Linked DNA regions of Mus musculus: all the other regions are linked to region 1. A link is a loop called in an ENCODE intact Hi-C map of the cell type or tissue named here. Cell type or tissue: left cerebral cortex. All regions are shown on one strand. Region 1 holds the start of Gorasp2 (golgi reassembly stacking protein 2). Region 2 holds the start of Dync1i2 (dynein cytoplasmic 1 intermediate chain 2). Region 3 holds the start of Gad1os (glutamate decarboxylase 1, opposite strand).

Region 1 (8,000 bases):
AAAAAATGGTTAAATCAGAGAGGAGTATAGACTTCAGCTCCTGACACAAATGTGTGCTTCCTGGTTTTGACTAATGCTCCAATTTCCTGTAAGATATGAACGATGGGAAAAACAGAGTGAAGAGCACACAAGAACTGTGCGCTGTCTGCAGCTTTTCTGAGGCCTTAAGAACAGTCCCAAGATAATAAAAGCTTGTTTCAAAAATAAATGGGCCAAGCATGATAGTATACTCCTGTAACCTGGGGCCGCTGAGGCAGAATTGTGAATTCAAGGCCAGCCTGGGCTACACAGTGACTTCCAAATCAGCTTGAGTTACCCATTGAGACTTTGCCTCATTAAATAAATAATTTTTGACAATAGGAAACATTAAAGGCACACAAGAATGTCAGTACCATTTGAGTCTGGTGACCACTCAATTTCCCACAGGATCTGTCCCAGTGCTAAATAAGCCCAGGTTTATCAGACATTGCTTTCATGAGGAAGTTCTCAAACTTGCTGAGTATCAGGATCACCTGAGATCCACCTCTGAAGAGGACAGAGCAGCGCTTGGACTTTTACCTTTTTATAGAGTTCCTGATTCCCACCCAGGGTGGAAAGCCAACACTCTACCACTCCCTGTTAACATCGCACACAGACAAATCTGCATCCCTTCATCTACCTACACAGAAGCTGTTCTGTGTCGCTCCTCTGTCACTACCAAAGCACAGGGCAAAACACCCTCCACAGCTGCCATTCTGATATGCAAATATGCGAAATTGTGTTTCTCTTCGAGTTTGCCAGTTCCCAGACAGCAATCTGTTCATTGCTCAGCCCAGCTCTCACTCCGTGTGTTTTATGAGCAGAATCCTGCTAAATTGCCCCTTCCTGGGTACCAATCATGTGGAGTCATACACTGCCCACAGGTCATCAGTCCCTGTAGTCCTGGCAGTGGCCGCTGGGCTTCTATGGCGTTAACATGACAATTTTGCTAAGTAGCAAAGCAGACTACACAACGAAGGGGTTGCCGTGTGGACTGACCCCTTATCTGATCTCTTCAGGAAGGAGCCAGACCTTCCAGGTTATGGGCAGGGAGGGATAAGGCTGCACTCGTCCGTAGGAAGAAAAGTGTCCCTGCCATCATGAGTTGCTTACTGACGATAGTTCAGAATCAACAAAACCCAGATGAAATGCATAAAGGCTGGTTCTATGAAGTAAGCCGCTACTGGTTTGATTGATTGGTTTTAGCTGTAGGTATCTGGTTTGGTGTTTGGTTTTTGCAGAAGCCCACTTTTCTGCTGCCTGTGATGTTTTCAAAATGCCAACTTGCCTGCAGCAGATTCTGACTCAGACTGTGACTGACATGGCCAATAATTTCCCATGTGTTTTCCTCCACTGTGTTGAATTTATTTACATTCGCTTTGGCGGCATCCTCAGGATCTTATTCATTACCTTCCATTTGAGCATATGCCCCAACAAAATGAAGAAGGCAGACTGATACCAGGAACAGGAGTAATGGGTATATTTTTTTAAAGGTCTCAAATCTGTACCTCACCTGTTAGTAACTGCCACACAACAGACATATTGATGAGGCAGAAATAGAAGCCACATTAACTGTTTGTGAAGTTATTTAATTCAAATCAGTAATGTTTTAAATTTTCCTCCTCCTCTTCCAGGAAAATGTGGGAAAATAAGAGGTTGAGGCAGGGGATTTGCACATGCCAAGCAAACACTTCCTGACAAATACTAACACCATGTTCCCCACCATAAACTCTAGATCTAATAGTGAATGGATGCTATCATACCAGACCTGCTCCAGGCTCTACCACTGAGCTACATCCCTCAGCCCTCAAAAGCTGGATTCTTAGCCCAACTGAAAGGCAAGCCTATGGTGATGGCTGAGATGTTACCAGAAACTAAGGAGCTAACTGTTCCAAGAGCACACAACGAGAAGAGAGCTAGTGTGAATTTCTGGGGTATGAACTTTTGAGAAGTGCAGGAATTGTATGAATTAAGTCATGCATGAGTTAAGTCAAGCTAAAACGTGTTTGTCAGAGAGGAGATCATCTCTGTTTCTGCTCACTTGGATGTCCCTCTTACCATGGAGTTGATTTGTGCTGCTGCTGCTGCTGCTGCTGCTGCTGATTCCCTCAGTCATATCAGAGCTAGAGTTTCCAAGCTGTCATCATGGACAAGGGACCAGCAGCTCTCCAGGAATCTTCTGCGCTTCTGGCAGCAGATTGGAACGACTGAGGCACCCTGACTTGTGGATTGAGTAACCACTGGTTGTCAACTCGAAGAGAGAAACAGCCACTGTGGGGCTACTTGACGCATTCAGCCCCAAGGATCAAGTGACTACCGAGTTTTCAGCTCTCAGGTGTGATTCTTCTCTTGTTACTATTTTAAGCTGACAGATTAAATTTACATATACTATTTTACATATACTATTTAGATTTATATATACTATTTTATATACTATTTAGATTTATATATACTCTTTTGACACATTTATATATGTGTGTATATCCAAATTTATACACAAACACACCCATATATACATTTATACATATATATACATACATACATACATATGTGTTTCTCTGTGTCTCTGTCTTCTGTCTCTCTCTCTCTCTCTCTCTCTCTCTCGTGTGTGTGTGTCACTGTGTACTCTGGTCTCACTTTCTAACTTATTTCCTTAAGACAGGGTCTCTAGGAACCTGGCACTAGGCTGGTAGCCAGCAAGTCCCCAAGCTCTTTCTGTGTCTACCTCCCCAGTTCTGGGGCTACAGACTCCTGCAGCAATGGGTTGGCTTTTTATGTGCATTCTGGAGATCTGAACTTGAGTCTTTGTGTTTGCCCAGTGAATGACTTCACCCTGAGCCATCTCCCAACCCCTAAGCTAAAACTTTGGCATCTGAACATATCAGTACCATGAAGGAGATTATTAACTGCCCAGCAGGATAAGATGATTATCAACAAATCTAGTTCTTATATTTATTGTCTTGTATTAAATATTGATTCTTTGCATTAGCTGCCAGGCACTCCAGTACATACCAGCAACATGCAACCAACTCTGCTGCACTCCCTGCTCTTGAGAAGTCATGTGACCACACCTTTCATTTATTTAACTATGGACTCGTGGGGTCTTTGAAAGATACTATAATTGGCTTATTAGCAGCAAAGAGAGACGTGGTAATTTATTTTCAATTTTTAAACAAAAATTGTTATAAAAAGGCAGGTCCTTGAGCAGTATAGAATACATAAGAACCCAAGATAAATACATAGTTACCACTCAGAAGTCCATAGTATAGCCCCTTCTCTTATCATCCCAGACAGTCCTATGTGGAGGAATGCACTAATGTATACTTTATTTTTAAAAAATCATTTTATATGCCTATAGGCTCAGTCTGTCTTCTAACTAGCTCCCTACCTCAGTAATTATCTTCCTTTTCATTAAAAGAAATAGTCTTCTCCTAAATCTAATATTCTAGCAACCATATTCAAGTTTCTCCAATTGCACCAAAAATGCCATTTACAAGCCAGGCACAGTGGCATATCTCAGCTACTCAGAAGGCTGAGGCAGGAGAGTCACTGGGAATCAGGGATTTAAGACTAGTCAGGAGAACACAGCAAGATCCCAGCTCTCTCTCTCTCTCTCTCTCTCTCTCTCTCTCTCTCTCTCTCTCTGTGTGTGTGTGTGTGTGTGTGTGTGTGTGTGTGTGTGTCTACACTGAGGCTGGAAGAGGGTGCTAGATCCCTTCGAGCTGAAGCTATAAGCATTATAGACAGTCTATTGTCGGTGCTGGGATCTGAATTCCCATTGACATGACTGAGCAGCCAACACTTTTAACCCGTAAGCCTCCTTCCTCTTCAGCCCTAGGAATTTTTTCAGATTGGCCTTCTGTTAGCTTTTTGTCAATGACAAAAAAACGACTTAAAGGAGAAAGAAAGATTTGTTTGGCTTGTAGTTTCAGTCCATAGCTGTTGGCTCCATTATTTTGGCAAAGCTGTTCATCTCGGGGCAGCTGTGAGGCAAAGAGAGAAAGTAAGCGGCAGGGTTCTACTCCCTACTTTAAGGACAGACTCCAACTTCCTTCTACAAGGTCCATCCCTTCAAGGTTCCTCCACCTCCACAGGCTAGGGACTATGAAACCTCTGGGCTTCACTCCAGATCCCAATGCAAGCTCTTCCTGGTATTTCTTAGTTTTGTCTATGGGTATCTCTTTCAGTCCAGTCTTCTTAATTTCATATGATTCTGATTCCATATGGCGAACTGGTCAGCTGTCGGGAAGAAAGGTCCCCGTACTGTATTCCCCTGGCTCTTTAGAGCACCACTCATTTGCTCCTCTACCTATCCTTTAAACTAGACTATCTAACTGGTGGCGTGTTGGGTTAACTATGAAAAACCATTTGGGACTAGAATACTTCAGAACCCTTAATAATAGCTCACACTGCAAAACACCAAAGACAGTCAACACCTGGATGGGACACCATTACTGAAAGTCAAACTATAGCATGGGGAGGAGACGGGGCAGGGAACACTGAGAGGGGTGCAGTGGGGCAACAGGCAAAATTCCAAGGAAATCCAACCCCTGCCCCTCGCTCCTGCGTAGCTCCGTAGTGTTCTATCAGGACGAGAAGAAAAACAACAAAACAGTAACCGCTTTTATTTCAGGGAACACTGCTCTTTATAAACGTGAGCTGAGAATACCTGATATTCCAACCCCAGAAAGGCACTGTGAACTATCCTCAGGTATACAATCTTATTAAACAAGACCTAAAACAAAGCAAGCGCCAGGCGTGCTCGGCATCTGCTCCCTTCCTCTCTGGCCTCTGGTCACCAGGAGGCGCTGCGACCAAATACCCTTCTGCGAAGGTAGAAACGCGCCGAGATAAGTCTTGTCTGCTCCGGGGCCCCGTAGCGAGCCGTCGCGTTCCGGGCTGTCTTTCCGCTTTCTCGCGCTCCCTGCCTCCGCCCGCTGCGCTCTTCCGATCGTTCCCTCCGGCTCCCGTCAGGGGGCGCTGTCTGCGGCGTGGCAGCGGCCGTGGCTGCCGGGCGACGATCTCCCGGCGGGCTGTGCGGCCCGGCTCGGGCTGCTGCAAGTGCCACGTCCCAAGAGCTACGCGGAGTCGCCAAGCGGGCGGTGCGCGAGGCGGAGCAGCGCTGAGCCGGCCGGGTCGTACGGATCGCCCGCCGCCATGGGCTCCTCGCAGAGCGTCGAGATCCCGGGCGGCGGCACCGAGGGCTACCACGTTTTGCGGGTAAGGCCCGGGGGGACGCCGGGGCGGCCAGGCCCGAGTCCGCGGAGCACCCTGGGCGCGGCTGCCGGCGACGTGGCCCGGGACCCACCACCCTGGCTCCTGGCCCTCCGCACGGCCTCGCCGCGCACTGGCCTGAGCTTCAGAGTTAGGAAGAGCAAGGGGCGCCGCCTCCAGAAGGAGCCGGAACCCGTACCTGTGTTCTCGGGGAGGGTGACGGAGCCACAGGCTAAGCGGAGATGTCACGACCGGTGTCGGTTCATCTCGGCTACCCCTGGATGCTTGCAAGGGCCACCTGGACAGGGAAAGGAGCACGAACGGCCTCGGGCTAGATTTGACAGACTTAAATTTAGTTGATTTTTGATAGGACTTTTCCGTTCCGGGTCGCTCCTGACCCTTCCAGATCTCTCCAACATTTCCTGGAGGAGAGGAACTTCCGTTCTTCTTTCTAAGATGAAATAGTCGGGGAGATTGAGGTTTAGGTCCGCGGAGGAGAGTTTCCAAAATAGCCAGGCTTGATGAGGAAACGCAGCGCCAGACACCAGGGGTCAAAGACACATCCGCCTGTGAACGGTCCTTTCCTCGTGGAACCAGGAATGTGGTGACACCTGTGTGAGTGCTAACATGGGCTGTGAACAGAGTGGCCTCAGTCTGCATCGCCATTTAGGGACAATCTTCTCTGAGAGTGTGCTTGCTTACCTTCATTTTCTGCCCTGGGTCGCATGTTCTGAATGAGATAACGTTTTAAAATAGCCCAGATACCTGAACGATAGGACTGTGATTGGTCACCTGGTTGTCGGGATTGTGGTTGTCTCTCCATTCCACTCAAAAGAGACTTTTGAAGCCCTTGTTTTTCCAGGGTGTTTCTTCATATGCCATATTACTTTCCTATTTCCTTCAGCTAACCAAACTCCTAAATCCCACACTAATAGGAAACACAGGAGAAAGAACTGCTTCATCCCGGGTTCGTAGGAAAATTAATGGCGATGCTTTTTCATCTGGTCTGATTCTGAGTTGACTCATGTGAGGTGTATTATCCTGTTACTTGCAGATTCTGAGTGTGGCCATGAACCCTTAGGGAGCTGCAGTATTTTTATTATAATAAACACCCAGGGAAACCTAGTAAGACACATTAGTGTTAATGAGTAGGAAAAAAAAATAGTCTTTAGGGTCTTAGATGGATCTTCATGTCAACAGAACTTCAGTTTAATGAGCTCATTCCTATGGAAGACAGTTGAAGTATGTCGTCTTCATAGGTGTGCTTCGGAGGATTTCTGAGTGCACACATAGTTAGTACAGGTGTGTTATTACTCTCTTCCTTGAGCTTTAGAAATAGTAGGGGCAGCCCCAGTTACCAGTCTGCATCTGGAGCACAAATGTTACAAAATATGAAATCATTGTATAGAGGGTATAAACCAAGGGAGCTTTAGTGATTATGTCATGAAAGCAAATGTTTTTAAGTTTTTAACCCTCTCTCTCCCTGATTTTGCCACTCATTGCCTTACCTCTGTTTTCAGAGAGAAAAAAAGAGTTCTCTCCCTCCTATCCGTTGCTTCCTAAGGCATGGTGGTACGTCCCACTACAGACCCCGATCTTGTGAGCCAATGTGTCTATAGCAGGAAACTTTTGAGATAAACTCACCCATGTTTGAACTGATGTAATTTCACTTTCTGTGGTAACTACCAGTTTGCTGGCCGTTCACTTGTTAGTGGTAAAAACACTATTTGCTCTTCTGATGCCCGTATCTGCTGCTATCTTACAGGAATCCACATAATCAAGTAAACTTGGAGAGATTATTTTCAGTACTTACTGCTCAGCTCTGCTTTACAATCTTTGGGCAATCGGAAACAGACCCAGCAATTACTCTAAGCAGAGTACTTTATCTTCTTAGGTGCTATGAATTTCTGTCTTCCTGTCTGTTCTCTTAGGTGGCGTATACGTGTTTTTTTCTGCCTTCCCGCATGGTTCGGTGCAATTGTGATCCCATTATATATTTACTGTTATCCCCATTGCAGAGGTGACTGACCACGGCAGGGTTTCTCCTGCGGTCATTCAGTGTGTTTTATGCAGAGAAGCATCTCTTCCCACACCTCATCTGCTTTTCTCAGGTTTTTGCTTCTTTGTGTAACTGGTGGAAGCATATGATACCTACTGTGACTGTGATGTTTCCTAACAGGGCCGTGAGGTTCACTGCATTGAGCTTCATAGGAGAATGTGGTTAACTAGCACCTCCTGGTGTTGAGCACGGAGTTTTCTGGTCTTTAATTCTTCAAAGGATATGTTCAGACCCTTAAATTCTTTTTGTTTCACTTGAATTATACATTCCAAAATTACAGACTTAACATTCTGTAAGTACTGATCTTCATTTTACTAAGTTGCTGTGTTTTCTGGTTATCCGTTCTTTATAGAACACTTAAACACATTTCAAGATAAAGTTTCATGAAATTGCACTGTCTAAAGGTAAATACTGCTGGAGTTTTTGTCTTTATTTTCCTGTGCTTTCCTCTACCCCCTATATATATGCCACAAAGGTTTTGAATGCTGTGGCATAATGAAGTTGAGTGTGGGCAAAATATATATTAGAGTGGGGTGTGGTCAACCACACCCATAATCCAGCACTTGTGAGGTAAGGCAGGATTGCCAAAAGTTGAAGACCAAGTTTGAGTACAAAATGAGTTTTAGGCTACTCTTAGTTACAGACTGAGACCCTGTTTAAAATCAAGAACAAATAAAGATAGATTAGTCATACAGCCTAAATAATTAGC
Region 2 (8,000 bases), 550 kb after region 1:
AAACTAAATCAATATAAGAAACCCAGGGAGAATGAACATCCTCTCACCACATCTGGAGGGTATAAGCTCCTTTAATGGGGCACTCATAATTCCCATTACAGTTAATGGGAGGTGTGTGTGTGTGTGCATGCGTGCAGGCAAAAGGACGCAGGCTCACTGTCGCTATCTGAAAATGATTCCTTTTGTGTTGATCTCCTAGCTGTGTTTTCATCCTGCCTCTTAAAACCATTACACCTAACAGAGTTTTGAGTGCATTATAGGTAACTTTAGGAAGCCGGTCATTATCTCCTCTCTCTTAACCACATAATAGGGGGTAGAAAAGTGAGAATCCGGTACATACACCACGCTGAGTAGAAGGAACTTGCCTTGAGTTTTTGAGCCCCTCAGCCTATTTTCTGTAATGTTCAGTGGTGAATCACTCTTAAGTGCTCTATCATTCACTAGGATATGTGCTTCATGCCAAAGGTTGCCAGATTACAAAAGTATTCTCAGCTCGGAAAGGACTCCGAATTCCCCATCACCTTATTTTGACACTAAGAGGGAAAATATGTGCATCAAGACAAGTAGAGGAAATAATGGGGAAAAAGCCCGTATTACGTTAACAATGCAGCAAACACTCTGAAGGAAAAAATACAGACTAGAACAATAATAAGGATAATAGAAAAGTAATGCGGTTAAATTATGAGAGACTTGCTGGTCAGCCCACGAGCACTCCCCTGTGGGAAGCGAGTTTCTTAAAGAGCTTCCCTTGCCCGGGAGAGGAAATGGCAAAGTTAGGATAGTTCCAAAGTTGGGAGAAAGCCCTTTCTTCTGTCAGTGCTGCTGAAAGGGTCAAATACAGTTCCTGAAGGTGAAGTGTTTAGAAAAAAAATTTTAAATTCCAGCAGCTCAGAGGAGCTATTAATATTGAAAAGATGAACAACTGTTCAGTCCCAGAGGCAGAGCCTCCTGATCTTGGAGAACCAAAGCAGGATCTTTGACAACCCCTAATTAATGTGGGGTAAAGTAGTAGAGACCACACACTTTATGCAAAGGTCTTGGGAAAGATATTTCTTCATAGAAATATATTTTCAACTTTCAAATATGTCATTTTAGCAAAGGTTTATCTAACCAAGTGATAATAGAGGTAAATATTAAATGGTGTGATAGTCCGGGACTGGAGAGACTGTTCAGCAGTTAAGAGCACATACAGTTCTTCCAGAGGACAGGGGTTTGAGGCCCCTTACCCACATCAGGGAACTCACAACCATCTGTAACTCAAAATGATGCCTCTGGCCTCTGCAGGCATCCATACTCACAAGTCTACACCCTACACACAATACACATAATTAAAAGTATTTTGTAAAAAGGCACCATTGCTAGAAAGCTTCATGCACTGCTGTCAGATTTAGCTCTCTTCCTCAGTGATGTAGTTTTTTGGTAGTCTGTGTGATGAAAGTACACAGGGCAGTAAATGCTATGGTTGATTTTTATAAAATGTCTGGCGAGTCCCATGGCTCCTTGGAGACCCTGAAGCTCTGGGTAGCAGAACACAGCTGTGACTCTTTCCTTTTCTTTTTCTTTTTCTTTTTTTTTTTCTTTTTTTGTTTTTTCAAGACAGGGTTTCTCTGTGTAGCCCTGGCTGTCCTGGAACTCACTCTTTAGACCAGGCTGGCCTTGAACTCAGAAATCCACCTGCCTCTGCCTCCCAAGTGCTGGGATTAAAGGCGTGCGCCACCACTGCTTGGCTGTTCTTAACTTCTTGATCACACACTATATAAACACAATAAGGAGGACCCATCTTAAAGACAGAGTTCAGTGGAATCTTCTGTGATACCTAAGTGTGTGTTACCTGCACCAGATCACGGCATGAATCTGCACCAGCACCCTGTGCCCCTTTCTTTCTTCTTTTTTTTCCTCTTTCTCTCTTTCTTTCTTTCTTTCTTTCTTTCTTTCTTTCTTTCTTTCTTTCTTTCTTTCTTTCTTTCTTCCTTCCTTCCTTCCTTCCTTCCTTCCTTCCTTCCCTCCCTCCCTCCCTCCCTCCCTCCCTCCCTCCCTCCCTCCCTCCCTCCTTTCTTTCTTTCTTTCTTTCTTTCTTCCCCCCAGGTGTCTATTTTATTGGGATTTGAGTTTCACTGTAAAACTCCCAAGGGAAAGAGTTTTTTGATGTCTGAGAGGTCTCCTTTTTCACAACATACAGAAGTCATGAAACCATATGTCCATGGCAGATCAGATGGGAAGAGCTGGGGCTGGGGAACCACATGACAGTTTCAGGTGACTACAGTTATGTGAGGTGCAGCCCAACGTCACCGGACTTTCTGTTTATTCTCGATGAGCTGCAGCATCAGCAGCCACTCACAGGGCTCTGTTAGACACAGTGGGGACTCCAAGGGAGCCTGAAGATTGCAGACAGCAGAGACCATACCATAGGGCAATGCACACAGCCTGGCTCATCAATGGATTTGATGTGAGAACTTTGCCCATTTATGAAGACACTCCCCAAATTCCTGCTGAGTGAGTTTCCAGCAGCTTTGGGGCATTTTCTCCTGGCAATCGGTCCAGGTTTTGTTGCTGTCTTACATGTTGTATTTCTGTCTTCTAAATACATTTACAAGTCTTCAGGCCCCAGCTGAGCAATCACAAGGCAAACACTCCAACACTAATTGACAAGATCTGGCTTGGTCATTCTTTTCTCTCTCTCTCTCTCTCTCTCTCTCTCTCTCTCTCTCTCTCTCTCTCTCTCTCCTTCCTTTCCTTTTGCTTTTTAAAGGGAAATGGCTGAGAAGACTTTTCTTTTCCCCTCTGTACGGAATAAGAAACAGGAAGTGGTATTCTTGCCCAGGCTATCTTAGTCATCGGACTGGGGCAATTGTCCCTCTTCTCTGAAGCTGTCCCTGACACCAGTATATAATTCCTAACATCAGAAAATGAGCCCATGGTGTCATTGTCAAGCTTTGACAACAAACATGGCCGGACATCAGAACTCTAGATTGGCCTTCACGGTCTGTGAGTGACTGATCTCAGTCTAGGCTTGGATATATATGACTTTGCTCTTCCTGTGGCTTCAATCCTCAGTTTTAATTTTAGCCCACAGCCATTCTGAATTATTTGTTGATTCTCTACTATGCTCTACGCTCTCATCTTTGTACTTTAACCCTATTTTCCTCCTCCTCTTCCTCCTCTCCCTCTGTCTCCCTCTCCCTCTCTCCCTCCCTCCCCCCTCCTCCTCCTCCTCCTCCTCCTCCTCCTTCTTCTTCTTCTTCTACTCCTTCTCCTTCTCCTTCTCCTTCTCCTTCTCCTTCTCCTTCTCCTTCTCCTTCTCTTTCTCCTTCTCCTTCTCCTTCTCCTTTTTCTTCTTCTTCTTCTTCTTCTTCTTCTTCTTCTTCTTCTTCTTCTTCTTCTTCTTCTTCTTCTTCTTCTTTTTCAGTACCATGGTACTTTTCTGAATCTTGTTTTCATGATTAATTTTTTCTTTCTTTTTCCCTGGCTGTCCTGGAACTCACTCTGTAGACCAGGCTGGCCTCAAACTCAGAAATCTGCCTGCCTCTGCCTCCCAAGTGCTGCGATCAAAGGTGTGTGCTACCACTGCCCAGCCATGATTGATTTCTAATCAACTTTCCAAAATCAAAGACTCGTACCTGGAAGCATCTCTTAATGAAAGTATTTTTTTTCTTACCTACCTATTTCTATGACTTAGTTACACAATCTCATCTTAACAGTTGATGGAACTGAGAACCCAGTGTTTCTCCGTTGAGAAGAGGAAAGTTTGTTTCAGCTCTGAGAGTGTGCAGCTCCATTCCTGGTACATGATGAATGGCTACTCATAACAATTTTCAAGTGACTAAACAAAAACTATTTGGAAAGAAGGAAACAAAGTCTGCATAACTAAACGCTCTTTGAAATTTTAAAGCTTCAAATTTGAGATCAATATTAAACTTAAACAATGTTCTTCCTGTCAGTTTTCTAGAAGATAAGAAAGTAATGCTTTGGTATTACCTTTAATATTTAGCAAATAACGCTTTAATACTTGGCAAATAATGCTTCAGATTATTCAAATAAATTCTTCAAGCCACATGCATCAGCCCATGCACTTCTGGTAAATTCTTATTTCAATTATTTTCTTTATATTAAAAATCTAACCAGATCCAATAGTATAAAATGCTTTCTTACCAAACACACTTTTTGGAGGAAACTATTCTGTTATAAAATACTAGAAATTATTTTTATGCTAATTATTTTTTTGTTTTGTTTTGTTTTGTTTTGTTTTTAGAGACAGGGTTTCTCTGTATAGCCCTGGTTGTCCTGGAACTCACTTTGTAGACCAGGCTGGCCTTGAACTAAGAAATCCGCCTGCCTCTGCCACTGTCTCCGGAGTGCTGGGATTAAAGGCGTGCGCCACCATGCCCTGCTTAAATTAATATATTTTTATTTAAAGATTTATTTATTTTATTTATACAAGAACACTGTAGCTATCTTCAGACACACCAGAAGAGGGCATCAGATCTCATTACAGATGGTTGTGAGTCACCAATGTGGTCGCTGGGAATTGAACTCAGGACCTCTGGAAGAGCAGCCAGTGCTCTTAACAGTTGAGCCATCTCTCCAGCCCCAATATATGTTTATTTTTGATCTTGTGTCACATGCTACAAGAATCCTCAATAATCCATGGCCCCTGCAAATCAATCTACGAGCACATGCCTATAAATAAACTTCTTAAAATGCCCTTTTCTCAGGTTCATTATGGAAAAACAGGACTTAAGATTTTGTTAATGTTGGGCCACAGACCTTAAGCAGCACATGCTGCATTGTAATCATTGTTCCACGGAAGAAAACACCTTCAATACAAACTCTGGAATGTTCTCATTAGCATTTTAAGGGCAGAAAGATGGCCTTGGTGCTGGGGACAGGAAAGCTAAGACTGACTACATATCCCAGCATTCCTTGCCTCTAGTGGGACCACAACTCCCACAGAGCTTCGCTCGCCCAGGCAGGGCGCCTGGTTGCCGGGACTTGAAGTTCTCTGGAGGTATTGAGGGCTCCGCCCCAGGATGTGAGGTGTGGTTGTCCAGCTTTTGCCAAAGCGGAAACGCTTCGGGCCCCGGGCCGGTGTATCTGTTTCAACCGGGAGATTCTGTTTTACAAAAGGTAAGTCACGGAGAGGCCGCCCCTCTGCGCTGGGCGGCAAAGACTCTGATTCTGTGTGAGACCGCGTCTCGGCGCAGCCATTTGTCCCTCGGCTCTCGCCGTAGCGGCCGCCGCCCATCCCTCTTTGTGTGCTTGGGACGCCGCGGATCTGCGGCGGCGACAGTTGGAGAGGGACGTTCCCGGGAAGTTACCGGCCAGAGAAAGCGATCTCCACTCCGCCACCTGACAGGTCGGTCGGCCGCGCTTCCTTCAAGTCCCTTTTGCCTCTGATGGCCGCTTTGGAGCTCGTAGGGCCGCCCGGCCGATATTCTGACAGCGCCGGCCCGGGTGACTCAAAGCGGCCTGGGGAGGCCACCAGGGCCCTTGGCAACCCTTCGGGACCCTCCGCAGGCGGCCTGGACCCTCGGGATTTGTCCTGCACCCGTCTGGTGGACCTCGGACACACCCCAGCCCGGACCGCACCCTCTTGGCCTTAAGCCTAGGGAGAAAGTAATTCCTTAAGCTTTGCTTGGTTTTTATTAATAAAGATCACTACTACTTGGGTCAGTAGCAATGACCAGGCACCTAGCGTGTGTGTTGGAGGTCTCTGAACACTGTGATTGTAAACATCATTCTAGACACTTTCCTTTTTCCGGAGTTTTAAGAAAATGAACCTGTCAGTCACGGAGCAGAGGCCCTGACCTGTCTGATAATGAGGGAGCTAACTGATCGCCCGTGCTTCAGCGGGACAAAATAGTTAGAGTTGAAGGAAGAAGTATTTCTTCAAACTAGATTCCAGGCAGTATTGGTATATTGTTGACAATTGGTCCTAAACAGAAAATAATATGTATTATTTATCATACATAATACAAAAAAAAATCATACAGAGTGATGTGTATGGAAACTTTCTTCAACAGCCCTTACAGTATGAAGCTTTTTAGAGACCTGAAAAGAGTGGGTGAAGAAACACGAGCTTTGCTTTGCGAGTTTGTTCAAATGACTTGGTTGGGAGTATATATAAGAGTGTATATTCTAGCTGCATATGTATCAAAAGATGGCCTAGTCGGCCATCACTGGAAAGAGAGGCCCATTGGATACGCAAACATTGTATGCCCCAGTACAGGGGAACGCCAGGGCCAAAAAGGGGGAGTGGGTGGGTAGGGGAGTGGGGGTGGGTGGGTATGGGGGACTTTTGGTATAGCATTGGAAATGTAAATGAGCTAAATACCTAATAAAAAATGGAAAAAAAAGTGTATATTAAAGGGATTTCCTGTTACTTGCTCACTAGTTTTTGCCCACTGTCCTGTCTTTCTGAAGTACGCTACCAAGAATTCTCCCTTTTTCATTTACATAGAAGAATGTTTTTCATTTTCATAGATGAATTTTTCCTCCTTACCAAATTTGCCCTTAATCCAACTTTATTGTGATCCTAAGAGATTCCTAGACTTTTCAAGAGGTTATTAACCCAGTTTCCTTAATCAAAAGCATTTAATCCTGCAGTTGTATGGAGAGAGACACTGACAAAGGTTGAACCAGTAATGTAGAGAAGGTAACAAGGTCCTGGCTCCTACCTTACATTGAGTCCCTAGGTTACCTTTCCAGTTCAGAAAGCTCCTCGTTCCTCCCTCCCTCCTGCATAACAGTCAGTATGAGGACACGCTTGTGTTCGTAATCCCATCTACTTTGCAGATGGATCGTTTAGCAGCTGTGAGCTCAGTGTTAAGGTTGCTATGCTGTGAAGGTAACAAAAACCATAAAAACACAGCCCCCAACTCATCCAGATGACTATCTACCATGGAACATTTCAGGCCCATATAGATAATCATAAGAATGCCACAAGAAGGTGTTAGGTGGAAATATACTGTTTGATTGATTGTCATGGAACATCTATAGAATTTAAAAGAATTTTTAGGAACTTCCTGTTTAGCTATTCAGTGTTTTATTAAGTTTCTGGGAACAAAACACAGACATCTCTGGTAATAGTTTTGGTTTCATAGCTGAAGACATAAGCATTCTTTAAAAGCCTGTCTTGCCCTGTATGGCCCAGGCTGCCTGGAACTCAGAATCTTTGTGCCTCCCTCCTAGAGAGCCCAGATTACAGGTGTGAACTATCATACTCGTCTAGAACTTAAAACCAACAGTGTCGTTTGTTTTAAGCATTAGTTATGACTTTTATTATCTAGTACTCAAATACAGAGACATCAGAAAACATGGAATCTGGGTGTGCTGGCTAACTCTGGCACACCAGAGTCTGAGATAGGAGAATCGCCATGAGGACATCCTGGGCTACATTATGATTTCAAGGCCAACCTGGCTACAGTGACACATTGTTAAATTTGGGCTTAGGAACATGAAAACATCTATGTACTAGCTGTTGTGCTCAAGTTCTAGGAAATATTTCTTCATACATTTGTGTATAATTTTTCTTACATTTTAACAGTATGCATATATGGTTTTTGCTATTTTAAAAGTAGAACTTGTGTGTTCTCTATGGGTACCATTGAAATTCTTAGCTTCTTGGTACACCTCTTGAAGTACTTTTTTAAAAAAAGCCTGTTGCTTGTTCTTTTAAATCAATGTAATGATTATTGTTAATGTTGGCATGCTTTTTAAGGTCACAACCATGTCGGACAAAAGTGATTTAAAAGCTGAGTTGGAACGTAAGAAGCAACGGTTGGCCCAAATCAGAGAAGAAAAGAAGAGGAAAGAAGAGGAAAGGAAAAAAAAGGAAGTATGTTTGATTCACTAAGACAAGCAAAACCCTTGAGTATGAGTCAGGGCATTCCATAATATCGTCAGTACCAGTGCAGTTCCCAAGCTGTTATTGCCTGTGCAGCATTATCAGTGAATTGTACTTTGAAGGCAGGTGTACGAAGATGAGGAAACTGGTCCAGGGT
Region 3 (8,000 bases), 94 kb before region 1:
CATAAGGGCTGAAGTGACCCCAGAGCCATTTTTTGCCTGCGCTTGGGGGATCGGAGCTCACGGCTGTCGGATACGCGCCTGGGTAGCAGCGGCAGAAGGTGCGAGGAGCGATAACCTGTTACTTCCCCAGCACCCGCGTCCCACCGCCGCCCGCGGAGCTGCGAGAGCGCGCGGAGGTTGCGGGGGGGGGGGGGGACAGATGCTCGGCCCGAGGGACGACACGCAAAAGGCGGCTGGTGGGCTGCGCTCTGCGGGGTCTTAGATTTACCCAGATTACCGTTCTCCTCCCTCTCCTCTCATTCTTTCGCCCGCTCCTTCTCCCCATCTCTTCCTCTTCTCTCGCCCTCTCTCCCTCACTCTGTCCACGAACAAACACCAAATAGGGGAACCGCGCACTCTTCTATCCGAGGTCTCTTGCGCCCTAGGCGCAAATTCGCCACCGGGTGACGGTCTCCTTTTTACCCTCTGCCACCTTCTCTGGCTCAGTGAAACGAACTCTGGGGACTAGGTAGAGTAGAAACAGTGAATCTGGGACGGAGCCTCGCTCTAGGGTTGAGAAAGCTAGAAACGAGGTGGGACAAGAAACTGATCAGCAAGGCTTCGACACGCTGCCTTTTGGCTGTCTGGAGTGCAAGGTGACTGATTCTTAGCGGGTCAAGTCCTGAGGGGCGGAGGACCTATTTCTTCTCACCTTGTCTCACCAAAGTCCCTGTCCCCGGCGCTGTGAGCCTCCTTCTTTCCAAGGAATTGGCCAGACACAACAACGGGAGCCAGACACCGAACCAGACGTGCCCGCCCCGCACGCCCTCCCCCCTCCTCTTCTGCCCGTTCACCAGGCTGCTGGGAGCCCAATGGGGCTTGTCTCGGCTGGGCTGGAATTTGCTCGATGAGTGCTCCCTAGTGCTCCTGGCCCTATCCTCACCCCATCCCTCGCGTCCTGCACCCGCCTCCGGCGCCCCTTAGCTGTGAGCCTCACTCGGAGCACCCCGTTGCGCCTCTAGACTTGAGAGTCGCCCGGGGCTACTGTGCTTGCGCCCCAGTCCCAGAGCTAGCGAGCGCCTCCCCACCCCCTCCCACCGACCGCGCACCAGGACCCAGCCAGCTCGCTGCCCTTGGTCTCCCTTCTGTCTCCGAGACTTCGGTGCCCCGGGCCGCAGGACCTAGAAGCTCTCCCGGCACAGCTCTCCCTTCTGTTTGCAGCCTGTTCCTGCGCCCAGTCTGCGGGGGACCCTTGAACCGTAGAGACCCCAAGACCACCGAGCTGATGGCATCTTCCACTCCTTCGCCTGCAACCTCCTCGAACGCGGGAGCGGATCCTAATACTACCAACCTGCGCCCTACAAGTAGGTCCTGCCCCAGTTTCCTATTAAATGGACTGCAGCGAGGGTGGGGGCGCTGGCACTGCGGGAGGCTGCGCTGTCGGAACGCGAAAGGAGAGCGTAGAAATGATGGAGGCTGAGAAACAAATGGGGCCCTATTCCAGGTTCCTGCTTAGAGGTCATTTGGCTGCCAGGGACGCGAGGTTACTCCCAGGGCACCGAAGAGCAGCGAGGACTTCACAAGGGCCGGGCAAGAAAGATCTTTGGGGTCTAAGGGGCAGAGACGTTCAAGGAGCTGTGTTGTGTTTTTGTGTCTGGCGGGACAACAGGGGTCAGAACAGAGGGGTAGTGTGAGGAACCCGGAGTCTCAGCGAGAACAGTTTCCTAGCTCTAGGTTTGAGATGAAACCTGACCTCCTCCTCTCCTTTCCTCCACCCCCCCCCGCCCCCAGCGCTGTACTCACAGTCCATAATCAGGGGAAATTTCGACGTTAATTGCAGCTTTTAGAAAACTCTGGGTCCCTAATTGCTCCAAATTTGCGTCTAGCTATTGACGAGTGAGGGCGAAGCCAGGGGCGTAAAAGGTGCACAAAACTGCCTGAGATTCAATTAATTACATCTTAGAGACAAAAAAAAAAGGCGAGGGAGGGGCATTTAAGCATCATCCAGAGTGACGGGGGGGGGGGCACCTTGGCAGCTAACTAGGAGGAGATGTGGCTTGGCAAGCCAGGAGGCAGAAGCACCCCTGTGCTTTTTTCTAGAGACCTGTCAGCAGGTGACAAGTCTTGGGGAGAATAGAGAAACCAGATAAAAGGGCATTTATGCTTCCCCATCCGATCTGTCTCTAATTCAGCCTGACTTTCTAACTCCACATAGAGGACTGGAGTCGTGGGATTTATCTTTTTTCCATGTTGGGGTTAAGTCTTTCACCACCCCTCTCCCAAAATTCTATCAGCTCCAGACAGCTCTGCGCCCCCTACCACCAGAATCTCTACAGAAGAGGAGCTGCGGGAGATCTGTGTGGTTGAGAGTGCTTTATTGTTGGCGTCTTTATGGCACTTATTGTAAGCCCCGTGAAAACAACAGTTCCCGTGTACACAAGTGGCAAGCTGAAGGCAGGAAACCCCCCTTTGAATTTCTTGGTGCAGACTCTGAGGCAGGAGACCCTAAGTCCTCAGGCCACCTTGCAGTTCTCTTAGCAGCCCCCCCCCCCTTCCTGCACACAGGCAAGCGACAATTGCCCACACAACAAAGCAGATCCCAGGCAGAGTCGTCAGTGCCGGTGGCACGTGATCCAGGCCTTGGCGGTGGAGTCAGCAGTGGGAGCTGGCCTGGCCGAACTCGAGGCCTGCGCCCCTTTTGTCTGTAGATTGAACCCTGATAGATTTATTTTCCAGTCCTCCCCACATCTTACTCCAGTCTTTATCCCCCAACACACACCGTTATTCCTTCTGCAAGGTTGGGGACCACCCTCCACACTAGGCACCTCTACATCCTAGCAGACTACCCCATAGTTCTCAAATGCCCAGCCTCAGCAAAGGCCAAGTCGATAATCTGAGTCCATACAAGGTGTGGTACCTCCGGAAACCACCTAAATGGAGGCCAGAGATCTAAGGACACCCCACCTCCACCTCCCTTCCCTGGGAACCCCTAACCCTTAACTGGAGAAAGCCTGAGAGAGCTTGCCTGCTCTGTCTAATTTCTGTCCTCCCTGGAAGACACACCCCCACCCGCCCAGTTTGCTGTTGGGCTCTGCCTCTGCAGGGTCTACCGGAAGGCGTCCCTTTCTGCTCCAGTATACACCTTACACACCTTGTACCCTCACACCTTATCCCAGCAACCCCCTGGCAAGCAGGAGCCCTCCTGCCTATCGCCTATGGGGGGGGGGGAAGCATTCTTAACTCCGGCTACAACAAAGGGGTTCTCGACCCCCATCTCTCTTCCTACCTGTTTTTTATTAACACCTAACTTGGGGCGTGGGGGACGGCACTGGAATATTTCTGAACACCAACCTCAGGCCAAGTGACCTTGAGAAATTGTAGCCTCTGGGCTGAAATGATTTTGTCACCTGAGTCTTAGACCTACAACACTTTCCTGGGTTCTTCTGGTGATTAGATGAGATTGTAGTTTAAAGAGAAAGCACAGATACTGGGTGGAAGTAGCGCTTTATGCTCCAGGTACTATTATTAGGGGCTTGGTGTTGCACAGATTTCCTGTCTGTCACTGGAATTCCTACCGTGACATACTGTCTCACGACGTCAGGCTGGTTCTTCGCCTCTCTGGGGCTCTGTTGTGCCTGAGGTTTAATGGATGTCACTTTGCTTATCGCAGCTAACACTCCCACACCGCTGGGGTGGAGGATGGGAGGCGCCTTGCTTGGAGGGATAGGAAGGGGATTTCTCCTAGCGCCCATCTCAGGAGTCTGCGGGAAGGCTTCTCCCTCTTTGCATTCTTTGCTGGGAGTTAACGCGAAAGACCCTTAGACCAGAACGCCTTGAGACTGGCCTGGGAGAAAGGGCGGGGGGCGAGGGGCAAGTCCTGCCGCCCGGGTTTCAGACCTGGAGAAAGGTGCTCTCAACAGCGTGTTTCAGACTCTAGAAGTCGGGAGGAAGGGTTAACGAGGGGCAGGTTGCGAAGGGGGGTGGGGTGGGGTTGAGGACAGGACTGGCTGGCGCACTATTGTCTTCTCGCCTCCCCAATCTGACTGGAGCAGCCATGCGAGTCCGATCATCTACTCAAATACTATTTTTCACCCAATTAATTCTTGAACTCTTCCGCGACCCCATTTCATGCCAGTTTATTTTAAGCTGCCACTCGGCTGGAGACCCGCCAAGAAATTATGAGACGTTTGGGTCCCAGATGCCTCTGTGTTCCCTATCTGAGCGGGTGTGTTGTCGCCCTTCAAGTCCGAGGCCTGGGACCCGGGGCTGGGCCCGGCGGGTGGGTGCTGGGTCACGCCAGTGCCAAGGTCTGGATCTTTGTGTGTTGAGTTTGCCTCTGCCTTGGTGGGGATCGCTTGGGGGCGGGGTCCGTGGCTGTGAGGCCCAGTTCTCCAAGACACGGTTTGGTTCCTGAAGTCAACAGTAGGCAGGAAACATGAGGAGAGCTGGGAGCTCTATCTGAGCCAAAGAAGTAGGGTAGCTCCTTGCTCCTTCCAGAACAGCTTTTTCCGTGCCTTTTCATGAAAACCTCCACAGTCCTCGCGAAAACCTTTGCCCTCTACCCAGTTTCTCATTGGTCCGACCAATCTGCTCTCTAATTTCCACCCCCCTGTCTCTCTCTCTCTCTCTCTGCTCCTAGCGTATGATACTTGGTGTGGCGTAGCCCATGGATGCACCAGAAAACTGGGCCTGAAGATCTGTGGTAAGTAAACAGGCCCTCAGGGGCTGGATGGGTCTCGAGGGAGAAGCGACTGAATTTGAAGGAGAGTCCCACATCCGAAGCGAGACTCTAACCCATCGGTCTAGTATTCTAATTGTCTTACTGTTCCAGCGCCCAGCGGATGCGGTCCCTTGGAGGCTCCTACCCTCCTGTGGCCTCTCTCACTTGGCAGGAGAGGCCTTTTCCTCTGGAGTCCTTATAATCAGAAACCGCATAGCTATGGGGACTCATTTCACCCAGTATGGCCTCAGAAATTGGGATACAGCACCCCCAAGCGGCAGCCAGGCTATCCTCGCCGGCGCTGGGCTGCTTGGACTAGTGCGTTCTGCTCTCGAATGTGTAAAATCTCATAAAAAGTGTGAACCGGTCTGATTTTCCCGGCGAACAGACCAAAGGTGCAATATCTATCAAGGCTGTAACTGACCCTTCGTGGTCGCTCACTCCATCCTCCACCCCCCACCACTACCCCCCATTAAAAGTGACTTCCCCAACTTGTGGGGTTTGCACCTAATTGCCACGGTAATTCAAATTTCGTTCCTGGGGCTTTGGGGGCCCAAGAAAGGAAAAAGGTTGCCTGCAGCTCTGGGTGGTCTGTCTAGGGGAGATGTGAGCAGGGCGGTCTAGACCGTTTGTCCTGCAGCTCTTCGATGGCAACAGCGCAGAAAGAAAGGAAGTGGGGCAGGTGCGCAAAGGGGGCTGCAAGGAGGGAGGGAATGTTGGGGAGGGAGGTTGTCTGGCACGATTTGCCAGCAGGAAAGAAAAACAGATCCGAAAGCTAGAGAGGAAAAGAAACGAGAGGATCTGAAATGAAAACGCCCAAGGAAAAAATGGGGGCGGGGGGGGGCTGGGATTTGTTCGAAGGGACACAGCTGAGTGGCTTCGTCTGAACAATGAGGATTTGCTTTTCTGACTACATTTCGCTGTCTAAAATTCTCCAGCCTTATCGGGCCTGAAAATACGGGTGTCCCCAGGCAGGGGGTGGAAAGGCGGGGGAAGATTAACGAGGGGCTTATTAAAGAGCTATCCGTCAGCTGCTGTGCTCGAGATAGCAGCCAAGCAGGCGCGGGGCGCAGAACCCTCCCCAGCCTAAGAAGCTCAGGGAGCCCCGAGGGGAGTGGGTGCTAGTGAGGCCTGACCTTCCCGCACCCTCATGCCCCTCCCCCTGCTTCCGGGTCTGTGGTTGTTTAGAATCGCTGGGGAGAGTGGTTATTTAGGGCCTTTGGAAACCAGCGTCCTTCAGTGTTTGGCCGTGCAGCACCCTCCTTGCATCACTGGGGCTCTGGATCCGGGAGTCCAGTATTTGCGGGTGGCGAAGACCTAGTGCGTTTGTTTAGTTGCGAGACGTAGTTCATTTTCTGGAAAAGCTTAGCCCTTCGGCCATAGGACCCAGAGGTTTGGGGACCTGACCCAATCCCTGGCGCTCAAAACTGGTGGGCAACACCAGAAGCGGTCTTTACGTCGTTGACAGCCCCGAGCTTTGTTCTATTAATAGCCTCTTCCCACTCCCACCCAGCCATTCCTGGCTTAATGGCCCGTTTCCTGCTTGGTCCCTTTTGGCTCTCGCCTTCTGCCTCAGTCGTTGTCGCGCAAGCAGCAACGGACTGGCAATCAGAACGGAAGGAACTCTGGGGTCTCTGGGTGAAGGCCACTTGTCTTAGAGGCTCCTGGCCTGTGGGAGAGGGTGAGTAGGGACAGTGGTCTTCCTGCCTCCCGCTGCTCTTGCTACTGGCTCTTGGAAGACAAGGTCCAAATGGTCCTGTTGGAGACAACCGGGATGTCCTGAAAGGGAAAGGGAAAGGGGCCAGGATAAAGTTAGAGCAGTTGAGACAGGAGTGGAGGCTCTAAATTATTGTTACATTTTCCACCTTGCCTCTTCTAACAACCAATGCCATGAGGTAGTGGACTTGGAGGTGGGTGGCTGTCATCCTTAAAAAGATTTCTCTCTGTGCGCGCGCACGCACGCACACACACACACACACACACACACACACACACACACGAAGAAAGTTACAACCTGAGTGACAGGGAGGAGAGCAGAGGATGAGACTGTCAAGCAAAATAACATAAGGATTCATTTCCCATGCTTTGGGCCAACTCTGGCTTTCCATTTTAAGCTGGAAAGCCGAGTATACTGGTCAACTAATGTTGAGCCTGAATCTATAGCCTCCGCTACACCCCTTCCCCGGACTCACTTAATCCCAGACCCTTCTGCATGAGGAGTACTTCACCTTCTTGACCTAATACCACCATTGCCTTGACAGCCAAGGATCTAATAGTCTCTTTTTACCCTTGAATCCAGCACCCTGGAAGGTCCCAGCATCCGCATGCCTTGCTGAGATGCAGTTCTTAGCCATCCCCTACCCTGCTTCTTCTTACCCCAGGAAATGAAGCTGCAAGGATGGCCATGGGGGGTCACTACTCAGGTTCTCAGCTCCAGAGGCTGAACCCCAGGGAATAATCGGATGGAAGAAACCCAGGGTTCTGCTGGAGATCCGCTGCGGGCGGGCGCGGTGGCATGACCTAGATAGAGTAAACGAAAGCTTGTGGCAAGAACTGGGCTCTACCCTTGTGTTCCATCGCTTTCCTCTGCAGAGGTCCGGAACTTGCTGCTCAGACAGTCCTTCCACACGTGTGTTTAAGTTTTTATTATTTGCCTATTTTAAAGAGAGAGATAGCCCAGGCACTCTGTAGCTCTGGCTTCTTGTAAAAAAAAAAATGTAGGCAATCTGTTAATATGTTGTGTGCCCATTTAAAAGAAGAAGAGGAAAGAGGAGCTCTTTTCTCTAAGTGGCTTTGGTGCTGGGCTTCAGCATCCCCTCTGCCCAGTGACCGTGTGTCTTTATGCCACACCAAGCTTGGAGCTCCACTTGCAAACAGCTGTCTGGAGCATGCCATGCCACTCTCTGGTTCCACAGGGCTCACTGGGAGTAAGAATGAGGAACAGCCACCAGCAGAGGAGGAGTCCGTTTGGGGATGCTACCCATCTTTATTTGAGTGTGGGTGGGTGAACTTGAACCAATACAAGTTCAAGATCCCTTTCTTTCCTGCAGCAGTTACAGGCTAGCCTTAAATGCTGATGGCTGGGGTATAGAACAACAGAGAATATAGGGCAGTCCTGGGCAGTCTCAGGGACCACTAGCCAGGACCCCTTTCTAGTCAGACTGTTGTTGAAGCACCCACTCAATATTATTCTCCCTTCAATTTCATTCCTCCATCTCAGAGAAGCAAATAGCTCCCTAGCAGGGCCTCTCTGAGCCGTGAGGAGCTTGGATCATTTTAAAGGATCTCAATGATTAAAAAC

Evidence for each region. Peaks named below come from ENCODE experiments on the same cell type or tissue, not always from the same donor. Only the 100,000 strongest peaks of a DNase experiment are listed, where the experiment ranks them.
Region 2: a loop joins it to region 1, with 3 times the contacts of the local background. A loop is called at or near these places in 2 of 42 quality-filtered maps.
Region 3: a loop joins it to region 1, with 7 times the contacts of the local background. A loop is called at or near these places in 4 of 42 quality-filtered maps.

What each region holds. Positions count from the first base shown.
Region 1 is chr2:70,656,523-70,664,522 of GRCm38, forward strand. Gorasp2 (golgi reassembly stacking protein 2) reads left to right here and starts at 4,987. Exons shown (of 10, transcript NM_027352.4): 1 at 4,987-5,238. The coding sequence starts at 5,176. In left cerebral cortex, CTCF peaks have their summits at 4,908 and 7,500; DNase peaks (open chromatin) are centred at 1,269 and 4,908; H3K4me3 peaks cover 2,019 bases; H3K27ac peaks cover 1,318 bases.
Region 2 is chr2:71,206,722-71,214,721 of GRCm38, forward strand. Dync1i2 (dynein cytoplasmic 1 intermediate chain 2) reads left to right here and starts at 5,225. Exons shown (of 16, transcript NM_010064.4): 1 at 5,225-5,353; 2 at 7,718-7,834. The coding sequence starts at 7,727. In left cerebral cortex, no CTCF peak of the experiment used is centred here; a DNase peak (open chromatin) is centred at 4,986; H3K4me3 peaks cover 1,319 bases; H3K27ac peaks cover 783 bases.
Region 3 is chr2:70,562,568-70,570,567 of GRCm38, forward strand. Gad1 (glutamate decarboxylase 1) reads left to right here. Exons shown (of 17, transcript NM_008077.5): 2 at 1,201-1,343; 3 at 4,619-4,681. The coding sequence starts at 1,265. It overlaps Gad1os (glutamate decarboxylase 1, opposite strand), which reads right to left and starts at 790. Exons shown (of 3, transcript NR_040496.1): 1 at 692-790. In left cerebral cortex, a CTCF peak has its summit at 4,983; DNase peaks (open chromatin) are centred at 607, 4,328, 4,921, 5,979 and 1 more place; H3K4me3 peaks cover 2,636 bases; H3K27ac peaks cover 1,612 bases.